Regions from separate parts of the Homo sapiens genome. Here all the other regions are linked to region 3. Evidence: chromatin contacts called from ENCODE Hi-C or POLR2A ChIA-PET data. All regions are on one chromosome and are shown on one strand. Each heading gives the region's core, a stretch centred on a gene start or an enhancer-like site at or near the end of the contact. The rest is flanking DNA. Distances are from core to core; before and after follow the strand shown. Region 1 overlaps ACACB (acetyl-CoA carboxylase beta). Region 2 holds the start of CMKLR1 (chemerin chemokine-like receptor 1). Region 3 holds the start of CORO1C (coronin 1C).

Region 1 (3,898 bases), core at 352-2,851, 430 kb before region 3:
TAGTCTCAGCTACTGGGGAGGCTGAGGCACAAAAATCACTTGAACCCGGGAGGCAGAGGTTGCAGTGAGCTGAGATCACACCACTGCACTCCAGCCTGGGCAACAGAGTGAAACTCTACCTAAAAAAAAAAAAAAAGAGAACTTCATTTATTTACAAAAAAAGGTAGATGCAACCCAAGGGACATCATTTGTAGACAGACCCCTGATCTGGGGGAAAAAAATGCTAAAGTATTAAGAGCCGTTATCTCTTTGCTATATTTTAAAAAATGTTCTGCAATGATGTGTTATTTTCAATAAGAAAAAAGCTATTAATTTTGTAAGAGGAACACCCATGTATACATGTAGGTATACACACACACACACACCACACACACACATACACACAAAAGAATACTACTGAGCCATAAAAAATTATATATATATATACACCAAATTTTCTGTATCTAGTCATCTGTTGGTGGACACTTAGGTTGATTCCATATCTTTGCTACTGTGAATAGTGCTGTGATAACTATACAAGTACAGGTGTCTTTTGATATAATTATTTCTTTATTTTATTTTATTTTATTTTTCTGAGACTGCGTCTCACTCTGTCGCCCAGGCTGGAGAGCAGTGGCATAATCTCGGCTCTCTGCAACCTCCACCTCCCAGGTTCAAGCAATTTTCCTCCCTCAGCCTCCCGAGCAACTAGGGTTACAGGTGCCCGCCACCATGTCCGGCTAAATTTTGTATTTTTAGTAGAGACGGGGTTTTACACGTTGGCCAGAGTGGTCTTGAACTCCTGACCTCAAGTGATCTGCCTGCCTCAGCCTCCCAAAGTGCTGGGATTACAGGCGTGAGACCCCACAACTGGACTCCTTGCTAATTTTATTTATTGTTTTCAACCAATCATGTTAAGATCCTCCCAATGAAAAGCGAATCTGACTGAGTGATTTCTTTTCCTTTGTGTACATACCCAGTAGTGGGATTGCTGGAGAGACTGGCAGATCTATTTTAGTTCCTTGAGAACTCTCCAAACTGTTTTCCACAGAGGTTGTACTAATCGACATTCCCACACACAGCCGCACCCCTCATTCTGTCCACGACCTTCCCTGACTGGCTGGCTTGATGGTTCAGCTTCAGAAAGTCTGAGACATCCCATTTCTACACACACAAACATTAAAACTCTAGCAATTTGACCTAAAGCACAACAAAGAAAAACTTCATTTGTGGCCTAGGGGGCAAAAAAACCATTCTTGGCCACCATGTTGATTTCGAAACTGGTGACAGAGCCCCTCCATCAGGCAGGCCACAAGCCCATTACCGCAGGCTAGGCAAGCGAACACACAAAGCTGCCGGACTGGCCTTGTTTCAGGCCCAATCTCCAGGCAAGTGGCTATTTTAATTCTTTTTGATAAAGCTGGAAGCCAACCAACATTGGCTCTAGAGAGCTGACCTTCGGCCAGCATTTGCTTCCACTGAAGGAGGATCATCCTAAGTGCCATTGTCCAGTGAGAAGCCCTGTCCTTATACAGCACGGCAAGGGTGAGAGCTGAAATGTTTCAAGGTGACTTTGGAAATGACTTCAGGTACAATCAACAGCAGAGGTGTCAGCCAAACACCAAATGCAGTCAGCTGCCGGAGCACAAGACCAGGCAGAATAGTATCAGGAATGGAGGAAATAAACATTCTCGGCTGCCCACTATGGACTGGGCACAGGGGGCCTCTCAGTGAATCTCCACAGCCCTGTATGGAGGAGTCTGTCATCTCCAGGTTCACGATGAGGAAACCGAGGTTCAGAGAGGACCATTTACCTCCAGTTTCACAGCTGGCAAGTGGCAGAGCCCCGTTTCAAATCCAACTCTAGCTGACCTCAGAATCTAACTTCTAGGCAGAAAGACAATCTGAGATAAATGGAAGCCCCTCTATTAACTGGACTTTTAAAACATGCATTACACATATGGCCTCTTATATTCCTCTCAAATAAGAGACAAACATGTATAATGCTGAGGTTTTTTGTTTGGTTGGTTGGTTTTTTTTTTTTTTTTGAGACAGAGTCTAGCTCTGTCACCCAGGCTGGAGTGAAGTGGCACCATCTCGGCTCACTGCAACCTCTGCCTCCCAGATTCAAGCGATTCTCCTGTCTCAGCCTCCCGAGTAGCTGGGACTATAGGTGCCTGCCACCATGCCTGGCTAATTTTTGTATTTTTAGTAGAAATGGGGTTTCACTATGTTGGCCAGGCTGGTCTCGAACTCCTGACCTCAGGTGATCTGCCCACCTTGGCCTCCCAAAGTGCTGGGATTACAGGGGTGAGCCACCGCGCCCAGCCCTGAGTGCTTAACTGGGGGAAATTTTGCTCCCCGGGGAGCAATACCTGGAGACATCTTTGATTGTCACAACTTGGGGGATGCGCTACTGGCATCTAGTGGGTGGAGACCAGGGATGCTGCTCAACACCCTGCAATGCACAGGACAGCCCCACAAAGAACTGGACAGCCCCAAGTGTCAACAGAGCCGCAGTTTAGAAACTCTGGTAGACTGCGGCCATCCTCCTAGGCTTTGAAGCCAGAATCTACCGCTTATAACCTGTGTAATCCTGGGAAAGTTACTTCAATACTCCCTGCCTCAGTTTCCTCACATGATGGAATTAACAGTTTATCCCTGGACCTAGCCAAAGTAAACAGCTTGCAACACTTTAGCTACCATGTACGTCTGCAGGATAGCATTACAGGAGCCCAGGCTGGGCCATTAGGCTAGGGCCCCGGCATTAATCAGACCTTCAATTTCTTCCCTCTCTTTTCTTCTATAAAATAGAGATGGTAACGGCTACCCGCACTGCTAAGAGCTGATTCTGAGCCAGGCAATTCTGTAATTACAACTACTTCCAAACAAGAAAGCAAGAAAGAACACTGTGTAGCCCAGTAAAGGTTGATATCGTTCAAACAGCACAAAACCACGCTCTCCAGAAATGGACCCTTGGAAATTTCTCAAGCCACCTGCCCCATCAGTACCCCCTGGGATGACTACCTTGGCTAGGCCAGGGGTGAGTGGGCAAACTAGGACCCATGGGTCAAATCCACTCGGCCACCTGTTTTTGTATCTCCCACAGGCTAAGAGCGGTTTTAACTTTTTAGATTGTTTTTTGTTTTGTTTCGTTTGTTTCGAAAGGGAGTCTTGCTCTGTCGCCCAGGCTGGAGTGCAGCGGTGTGATCTCAGCTCACTGCTACCTCCACCTCTCAGGTTCAAGTGATTCTCCTGCCTCAGCCTCCCGAGTAGCTGGGACTACAGATGTGTGCTACCACGCTCTGCTAATTTTTGTATTTTTATTAGAGACAGGGTTTTACCATGTTGGCCAGGCTGGTCTTGAACTCCTGACCTCAGGGCGATCTGCCCACCTTGGCCTCCCAAAGTGCTGGGACCACAAGTGTGAGCCACCGCACCCAGCCTTATTTGTTTTTTATAGAGACAGGGTCTCCCTCTGTTGCCAGGACTACAGTGCAGTGGTGCAAAAATAGTTCACTGCAGCCTCAAACTCCTGGGCTCAAGTGATCCTCCCACCTCAGCCTCCTGAGTAGCTGGGACTGCAGGTGTGCACCACCATGCCCAACTAATTGGTTTATTTTTGTAGAGACGGGGTTTCATCATGTTGCCCAGACTGGTCTCAAACTCCTCAAGCAACCCTCCTGTCTTGGTCTTCTAAAGTGCTGGGACTATAGACATAAGCCACCATGCCCAGCCAACATTTTTAAGTCATCGAAAAAAAAAAAAAAATCAAAAGAATCCTGTTTTGTGACACATAAAAATTATATGAACTTTGAATTTCCCCATCTATAAATAATGTCTGATTGAAACACAGCCAGGCCTGTTCAATTACATAACTATGGCTTCTGGTGCAGGAAACAGCAGAGTTGAGTAGTTA
Region 2 (3,842 bases), core at 848-3,347, 390 kb after region 3:
CCCTGCCACGTTATGGAAATATCCTCTCCTTTCACCAGGAGAACCTGGGGAATGACATGATTTGGCTTTGTGTCCCGACCCAAATCTCATCTTGAATTGGAATTCCATAATCCTCACGAGTCATGGGAGGGACCAGGTGGGAGGTAATTGAACATGGGGGTGGTTTTCCCCCCATCCTGTTCTCATGATAGTGAGTGAGTTCTCATGAAATCTGATGGTTTTATAAGAGGCTTCCCCCTTTGCCTGGCACTCATTGTCTCTCCTGCCACCCTGTGAAGAGGTACCTTCCATCATGATTGTAAGTTTCCTGAGGCCTCCCCTGCTATGCGAAAATGTGAGTCAATTAAACCTTTTTTCTTTATAAATTACCCAGTCTTGGGTATTTCTTCACAGCAGTGTGAGAACGGACCAATACAATTACTAACTTCTGGGTGACCTTGGGTGAGTCCCTTGCCTCCTCTGGGTTCAGTGTTCTCATCTGTACAGTAAGTGTTTCGATATGATGTTTTGTTCCCTAGATAAGCCCAAAGAAGAAGAGAGCAAGGAAGACAGTTGGGTAGACTGGGCCTGACTTCTGACTATAGAGACCTGTGTGACCTCAGGCAAGAGACTCAATCTCTCTGGGCTTCAAGTTATCTGTGAAATGGAAGAATGAAATTAGATGGTTTCTAAGTGTAAAGCTCACTGAATTAAAGGATTGAGGATGGTGGGGAGAGGTCGGTGGGGTTCTAAGGCTGATCAGACGATGAGGACATAGTCCTCCACCTGCCCAAGACTTTGAGGCCCAAAACACAGGTTTCTCTCCTTCTCTCCCTCCCTCCCCATCTCCCTCTCCCTTCACCTTCCCCTCCTCCCCATTACCTTCCTCCCTGCCCTCCCTTTTCTTCCTTTCTTTCTTCTCCTCCCTTCCCCTCTCTTCCCCTCCCCTGCCCTTCCCTTTTCTTTTTCTTTCTAAAAATATTATTTTAGGCAGTCGTAGGCAGTCTTGGCTTTGGAATCAGACAGACTCAGATCCAGCCATGGCTCGGTCAGCATGAGCTTGGCGCCCTGGGCAAAACGACTTCTGCTCTGTGGCCCTAGCATCCTCATGTGTAGAATGGGCAAGTGATGCCCCCCCGACGTGGGTGGTGGTTCACACGGCTTACTCCATGGAAGCACTTGGCACAGGGGCCCACATGGGCACTTCTGTTATTTCTTCAGTCTGGAGGCCAAGGGTGGGCCTCCGAGCCAGACAACATAGTTGGAATCCCAGCTCTGTCAGCTGCTGGCGGTGTGGTCTTGAGCAAGTGACTTAATCTCTCTGTACCCCAGTTTCCTTATTGGTAAGACTGGAGTAGTAATAATTCCTGTTATCTAGGGTTGCCGTGAAGAGTAAGTACGCATCGCCTAGCACGCTGCCTGGCTGTCGGTTGTTTTGATTATTCCACTAATGATGGTGACCACACAGCCGATGAACCAGGCACTTAGCGCCTGGTTAGGGCAGGGAACAGAATACAGTTCTTTCCCTACAGAGTTCCTGGTGCAAGGAGTTCTCGGTGCAAGGAGAGAGACATCTTAACAGGCAAGGACAGCACTGCATCAGTGAGGTGATGGGGTGACCCTGAGGGGCACAGCAGCCCCCGAGGGTTGGGGAAGGCTTCCCTGGGAGGTGACCTTCAACCTGAGACCTGAAGAGGCAGTAGGAGACCATCGGGCCACGAATTAGGGCAGGAATAGCATCCAGGTGGGAGGAACAGCGTTGCAAAGGCCCAGGGTGAGAGGCAGCCAATCTCTCGGTCAGTGTGGAGCTTGAGCCCCTCACCGGGAGCAGAGGCGCTTGCACTTCCCCCAGCAGCCGGGTGCTCAGATGTGCTCCCTGTTTGCGCTCAGTGGGCACGGCTCCCCGGCTGCAAGAGGCTGCCAGAGGGGCGGGTCGTCCCCAGCGGGCCCCCGCCGCCACCCACAAGCCCAGTCCCCGGCTGGTAGGGGCACCCTCCCCTCGCAGCCCCCTCTCCACGCAGCTAGCCGCCCCCGCCCTAGGTCAGCCCAGTTTCCTGCCCCTCCCTCCTGCTCTCCTCCCTCCAGCTGTTTCTCTGGCTGAGTTCTGTCCCAGTCCCATTCAGGGAAGCAGCCCCGGCGGCCAGCAGGGAGCTCAGGACAGAGCAGGCTCCCTGGGAAGCCTCCGGGTGATAGGGGTGTTCCAGCTGCGGCGCTCTGGGGGTTCAGAGGGGGATCTTGAATGAACAAATGAATGAACTGCTTTCTGGGCAAACAGCCACAGCCAGAGGAGCCTGTGATTGGCAGAAAGAAGCCAGGGTGTGCAAGTCTCCCCAACAGCCTCGAGTGGCCTGCAGTCACAGGGAACCCTCAGGAAGACCTTCCGGGCAGAGACCAGAGGGAAGGTATCATCACACACTTGCCTTGGGTGTCTTCTGAGGGGGGCCAGGGAAGGGGAATGAATACTAACAGAGAGAAAAGTTTGTTTCTTTTTATAATTTCATATTTGTTAAAAGGAAGAGTTTTGTTATTATTTTCAGATGTCAAAAGTAATGCATGTTCATTGTTTAAAGAAATAGCAAGGATACACAACTAAATATATGAATGTGGATTTCCACATCTAGTTTGGTAACCTGCTTAACCACAGATTGTGAACTTTTTTCCATATCACCTATATTCTTCCAATATACATTTTTCATGGCTGCATAGAAAGGCTATCTTAAGATTATTTGACTTTTCCATAATAGATTTGCTTCTTTTTTTTTATTAGAACAGTGCTGCAATGAATATTTAGTATGACATCTTTGTGTGTGTGTCTTATGAATACCTTTTAGAAATTGCTAGATTTAAGGTTTGCCTATTTTTAAGACTTCTGAGCTTTTGGTCACACTGCACCCTGGAAGGCCGTGGCAGCTTGACCTCTCTACGATGTTATACCAGGGCACAGTATTCTCACATACTAAACCCACCTTGTTGCTACCCATCCCTTAAACTTTCCCTGATGTGAAGTCGAGAATAATATCTAGATGCTTCAATAGGCATTTCATTTCTTTGTTAGTGTTGATTCTCTTTTATAAACTTATTTTTCACATTTCTAGTCTGACTCTCCTGTTCAAGTCTGTTCCCATTTTTTTCTCCTCTGGGGGCATGTTTATCTTTTTCCAATTGATATCTAAGGGTTCTTTGTATATAAAGGACACAAAACCTTTGCCGGCACTCTCTGTTGAAAATATTCCACTCCCTCCTCTGTCTTCAGAATAGCCCATTTTAAATGGGCAAGCCAGCTTTGGCAAAATTATAAGCATTACAACATCAGGGAACTACTACTTGATATAAGCCCAATCACTCAGACCTGTGCGGTTCAGAGATGCCAGATCACTGGTCTGAGGTCACACGCCTGAACGTCCAGGTTCTGAGTCTTTCTTTTTCTATTAGGGAAAGCCCTCAACTTCCCTTTTGCATCCCCTACCTCCTTCTCAAGACCAATCTTCTCTGTGGTTCTTGCTGTATCTCCTGCCCCTTCCAAACTGGTTTGAAGGTAAGATTCCTCTAAATGCCTTGGCTGCTGAGGTGAGTGTGACTGGGTCATTCAGGCCTCTGGTGCAGGAGGAGGCAGCTTGGCCTTTTCTTTAACCTAAACCAGTGGCACTCAAATGATGATGTGTCATACACTTGGGAGGTCCACAGGAGAGTTATCTCTTGATGCACAGGGGCCTTCTTTGGACTCCCCCAAAACTTCAGGGAACAGATAACCTTAACTTTGGGCAAGTCATGCCTTTCTCTGGCTTGACTTGTTCTGAGAAGTCCCCTACCCGCACTGGGTCAGGGCTTGTCTGCTAGGCTCTCCCAGGGCCTATCCCTCCCTT
Region 3 (3,844 bases), core at 808-3,307:
TTCCCCAAAGCACTCAGAACTCACTGCTATCAATGCCCCTGTTTAATTTATTAACTAGTGGATTTTAAAAAAACAACTTTTATTGTTCAAAACTATTGAATTGTGGGCACAGTGGCTCATACCTGTAATCCCAACACTTTGGGAGGCCGAGGTGGGAGGATCTCTTGAGCTCAGGAGTTTGAGGCCAGCCTGGGCAACATAGCAGGACTTCATCTCTACAGAAAAATGTTAAGAATTTAGCTGGGCATGGTGGCGCGTGCCTGTAGTCTCAGCTACGTGGGAGGCTGAGGTGGGAGGATTACTTGAGCCCGGGAGGTCCATGCTGCAGTGAGCCGTGGACTGCCCCACTGCACTCCAGCCTGAGCGACAGAGCAAGACTGTGTCTCAAACAAACAAAAACAAGTGAATTGTTTTTGAGCCTCACCATATGGCAGGCACTGCAGTAGGCGTTTCATCACGTTTATCTCATTTAAATAAAGTGAGTGGCAAATCTTACTGCAGGAAGGGTGCTGAATTCCTCCTATTAGGAGTGGCTGCTTGAAGGCAAAATAAAACCCATCCTTTCATTTTGTTGAGTCCCAGCAGTAGCAGCAACAGGTACTGTCGAGCGTTTATCACAAGCCAGGAACTCTTCTAAGTATATTACTATTATCCTGGTGCAAAAGTAATCGCGGTTTTTGCCATTCCTTTTAATGGCAAAAAGTAATGCCACGATCATGGCTGCTAATATGATCTCATGGAACCCTGTGAGGGAGGGGCTGTTATCCCCATTTTACAGATAAAGAAACTGACCCTTAGAGAGGATAAATAATTTGCTGTGATAGCTGTCTTAGTTCAGGTCAAGCTTGATTTAAATAACACACGTTTCTGAGGCTGACGCTTAAAATAAAAAATCCCCCTGTGAATGGCAAAGATGCCTTGCTTTGGGAAGTAAATAGCCCTACCCCACAGTCGGTTCGGTTCCCCAGGCTCTGTTTCCTCAAATCTCGGTATTTCAGAGCTTGGTGTTTCAGAAAGGGACTTTAGCTATTAACAGGACAACTTCTTCATGCTGAAGATTAGGGGACTCAGGCCCAAAGAGGTAAGAGAACTGTCCCAGGTCACACAGTCTGACGGCCGCAGAGCTGAGGCTCAAATTCCCGTGCTCCGACTTTCAGGCCTGGGCCGCCGAGTTATTAAGGGACTCTGGCCAGGGAAAGGAAGGGAGGAACCCTGAAGTTTCCATTCCCTCACCTGCGAAATGGGGTCAATCACGGGCCCTCTTTGGGGTTACGTGGGTGTGGCCCAGCCCAGGGGCGGCCACTCTGCACTAGGAATGTGACAATGGACGGTTCAGGGAGGGCTGGAACGTCGGCAGTCCTCAAGGGAGGTGGTGGTAGGGTGTGACGGAGCCAGGGCGGAGCCTCGGGAGCCAGAGGCGTGGATTCGCGAATTCGGGGCGGGGCTTGGGGTTTAAACGTTGAGATGGGGTAGTGGGCGGGGCTTGAGATGCTAGGAATAGGGTTGCGGTCCTTGGGCGGGGCTTCTGGAAGACGGGGCGGGGCTTTGTGAGGCCGCTGGGCGAGTTCTGAAGCAGTGGGAGGGGAGCCGGGCTTAGGGAAGCAGGAGGCTGGTTTAAGGACTCGGATAGGCAGTGCGCGGGGCTCAGAGGAGCTAATGTTCCTGTATTGAGGGGCTCTGGGGGAATCTTTGAGGAGCCAGGGGACGTGGCCTTGCAGAGCCTAGCGGGTCAGTGGGCGGGGCTCTAAGAACCCCGCTCCGGGGTCTAAGGAGCAGTGGGCGTTGCTCGGAGGCGCCTGTGGGCGTGGCCCTCTACCACTCAGATGACTGGAGAGCGGGGCGTGCGCTTGGGCACCGCCTGCATCCCTCGGTGCGACCAGAGGGGGCGTAGCGAGGCGTGGAACGTGGGGTGGGAAGCGGGCTTCCCCTCCGGAAGTGGGCGTGGCGCACAGCGGCCCGGCAGCCCTGGTTGGGTCCCGCGCGGCGCGGGGGCGGGGCCTACGCGCGGTGGCGGGGGCGGTGGCGGCTGCCCGCGCCCCTCCCCCGCACGGCGCTCAGTGCCAGGCTGGAGGCGGCAGCGGTTGGAGGCTTCGCCCGGCTTTGCAGCGGGGACTTCGGCGGCGGCGCCTCAGGCACCTCGGCCCGGGTGAGCGGCTCGCGCCCGGCGGGGGCAGCCTGAGAGCGAGTCGGGCGGGCGGACCTGTCCTCTGAGCATGTGCCTGCGCCGCCTGACAGGAGCCGGCGGGGCGAGGGGCAGGGCTAGGTGGAGGGGACAGTGCTGGGTGGGCGCGCGGGGCGCGGGTTCACGGGCTGGGTTGCAAGGGGTTAGGGCCGGGGGCTGCTGTCGGGGGCTCGGGGAAAGGGAGTTGGGGACCGAACCAGGTGGCGTGGGGAGCGTGAAGCAGGGTCCCTGTGGGGAGGAGGCTTTCGAGGTCCGGAACGCTCCTGGCCGGGTGCGGAGCCGCGGGCCGAGGTGGGACGAGGCTGCCCAGGGAAGGCTTTTAGGGGTCAGGGATCGCCTGCTTGGGCGAGGTGCTGGGAGGGAAGGGCTGCTTCGGGCGAGGCGTAGAGCCCGGGGGCTCCAGGCCTGGGGACTGGGTTTGGGCCGCCCCAGGGAACGAGTGGGTGGGGGCGGGTAGGGGCCGGGCTCACGTGGGGCCGGGGCGAGCTGGGCCCTGCGTCGGGAGGGGCGAGGGCGGCCGCCTGGCCTGCGGGTTTCCTGGCTTTGGGTGCGAGACCAGCTCTGGGCCCTGCAGATCTCGGTTGGGGGTCAGGCGGGGCGGGGCAGAGCTGGAGCTGGAGTAATGTGGGTGGGGGCGGCTTGGGAAGAGGCTGAGCCCGGCCAAGGGAGCAGAGGGCTGGGACTGGCTGGGGGTTGGGAGGGGAGGAACGAAGCAGGAAGGCTGTCGGATCGGGGGCCCAGGGTGTCCGAGTGAACTGGGTGATTCAGAGGTGTGTTTCCCTAATAGCGGGGCAGCTGGCGAGGGACGCAGTAAAAAGGAGCGAGGTGCAGGTGGGGCCCCGCTGCGCCGAAATGACTGAGGATGAGGTCAGACGTGGAGGGTGGGAATGCAGAAACCGAGCTCTCCCGCCTGTCCCCACCGGCGCACGCTCCCCAGCTCTCCGTCTCTCAAATGATTTGAATGTGTTGGGGGAAGTGGCAGGCTGCGGTGAGAGCTGAGAAGAAAGGGGCTTCCTCTTGGAGGGAGGCGCTGGCCCTGGCATCCTTTTTTGGGAGTGTTCAAAGGATTTTGAACGCTGGAAAAGGAATCGTAGGCTTTACTGCATCACGATTTAGAAACACATCCTATATTTGGCCGTAATGTAGGCTGCCCTTGTTTTGTGGTGTCTAAAGTGCTTGCTCTACATGTTGCAAACGTGGGATTCAGAGTGCGAAGCAAATTGCAAGTTGTTCATTTCCCCCGGCATGGTAAGATACAAAGGCTTTTCCCTCCTATAAGACATTTGAAAAGAATTGAATGTAGTGCGCGTTTAATAAACTGGTCCTGGGTGGCGAATATATTTACTTTTGGAAATAGTTACCACAAAATATTAGGCCCTCTTACCGCAGCCTTTCTGCCTGGGATTACATTCTAAAACAGTACTTGTAGGGCTCTTAGTCACTCTATATAATAATGCATCTCATTGTCCTTATCTGGCAGAACGTTCTCCTGACACCAGGGCCTGCTGGAATAGACAGAAACATGATTAAGTATAAGCAGTTGCTTTGTACCGTCTGTTCAGTTGTGAAGGCAAATAGATACCTGTTTAATATTAATTCACTTTCTGCATTCCCTGTAAAACTGAAGAAATGTGCAAAATCTATTTTGGACTTGGTTCTATA

Evidence for each region. A loop is a pair of places that touch in the nucleus more often than their neighbours do. ChIA-PET counts read pairs that join two places held with the same protein, here RNA polymerase II (POLR2A). Pooled maps may share reads with other maps.
Region 1: a loop to region 3 is called in a map of CD8-positive, alpha-beta T cell, with 2.4 times the contacts of the local background. The contact joins the enhancer-like site here to the promoter of CORO1C in region 3. A Hi-C loop is called at or near these places in 3 of 168 maps with a recorded cell type or tissue (CD8-positive, alpha-beta T cell and naive thymus-derived CD4-positive, alpha-beta T cell), 2 of 37 single-sample maps with no recorded cell type and 9 of 50 pooled maps. POLR2A ChIA-PET finds 5 or more read pairs at or near these places in 3 of 52 experiments (Caco-2, IMR-90 and WTC11).
Region 2: a map of ascending aorta shows a loop between it and region 3 (5-fold over the local background). The contact joins the promoter of CMKLR1 here to the promoter of CORO1C in region 3. A Hi-C loop is called at or near these places in 1 of 168 maps with a recorded cell type or tissue (ascending aorta), 2 of 37 single-sample maps with no recorded cell type and 6 of 50 pooled maps.

The regions. Positions count from the first base shown.
Region 1 is chr12:109,158,219-109,162,116 of GRCh38, reverse strand. The region is part of intron 2 of ACACB (acetyl-CoA carboxylase beta); the gene reads right to left. Among named protein-coding and RNA genes, the nearest start is that of ACACB, 44 kb to the right of the region's middle. Within about 2 kb of position 1,601, at least 6 of the 41 ENCODE cell types and tissues checked have a DNase peak (open chromatin) inside an H3K27ac peak, as active enhancers do.
Region 2 is chr12:108,337,566-108,341,407 of GRCh38, reverse strand. It overlaps CMKLR1 (chemerin chemokine-like receptor 1), which reads left to right and starts at 2,097. Exons shown (of 4, transcript NM_001142343.2): 1 at 2,097-2,381. RefSeq lists a silencer at 1,814-1,933 and an enhancer at 2,041-2,664.
Region 3 is chr12:108,729,731-108,733,574 of GRCh38, reverse strand. It overlaps CORO1C (coronin 1C), which reads left to right and starts at 2,057. Exons shown (of 11, transcript NM_014325.4): 1 at 2,057-2,146. LOC105369969 (a long non-coding RNA gene) reads right to left here and starts at 166. Exons shown (of 3, transcript XR_945328.4): 1 at 123-166. RefSeq lists an enhancer at 1,383-2,186 and silencers at 1,799-2,308, 2,499-2,778.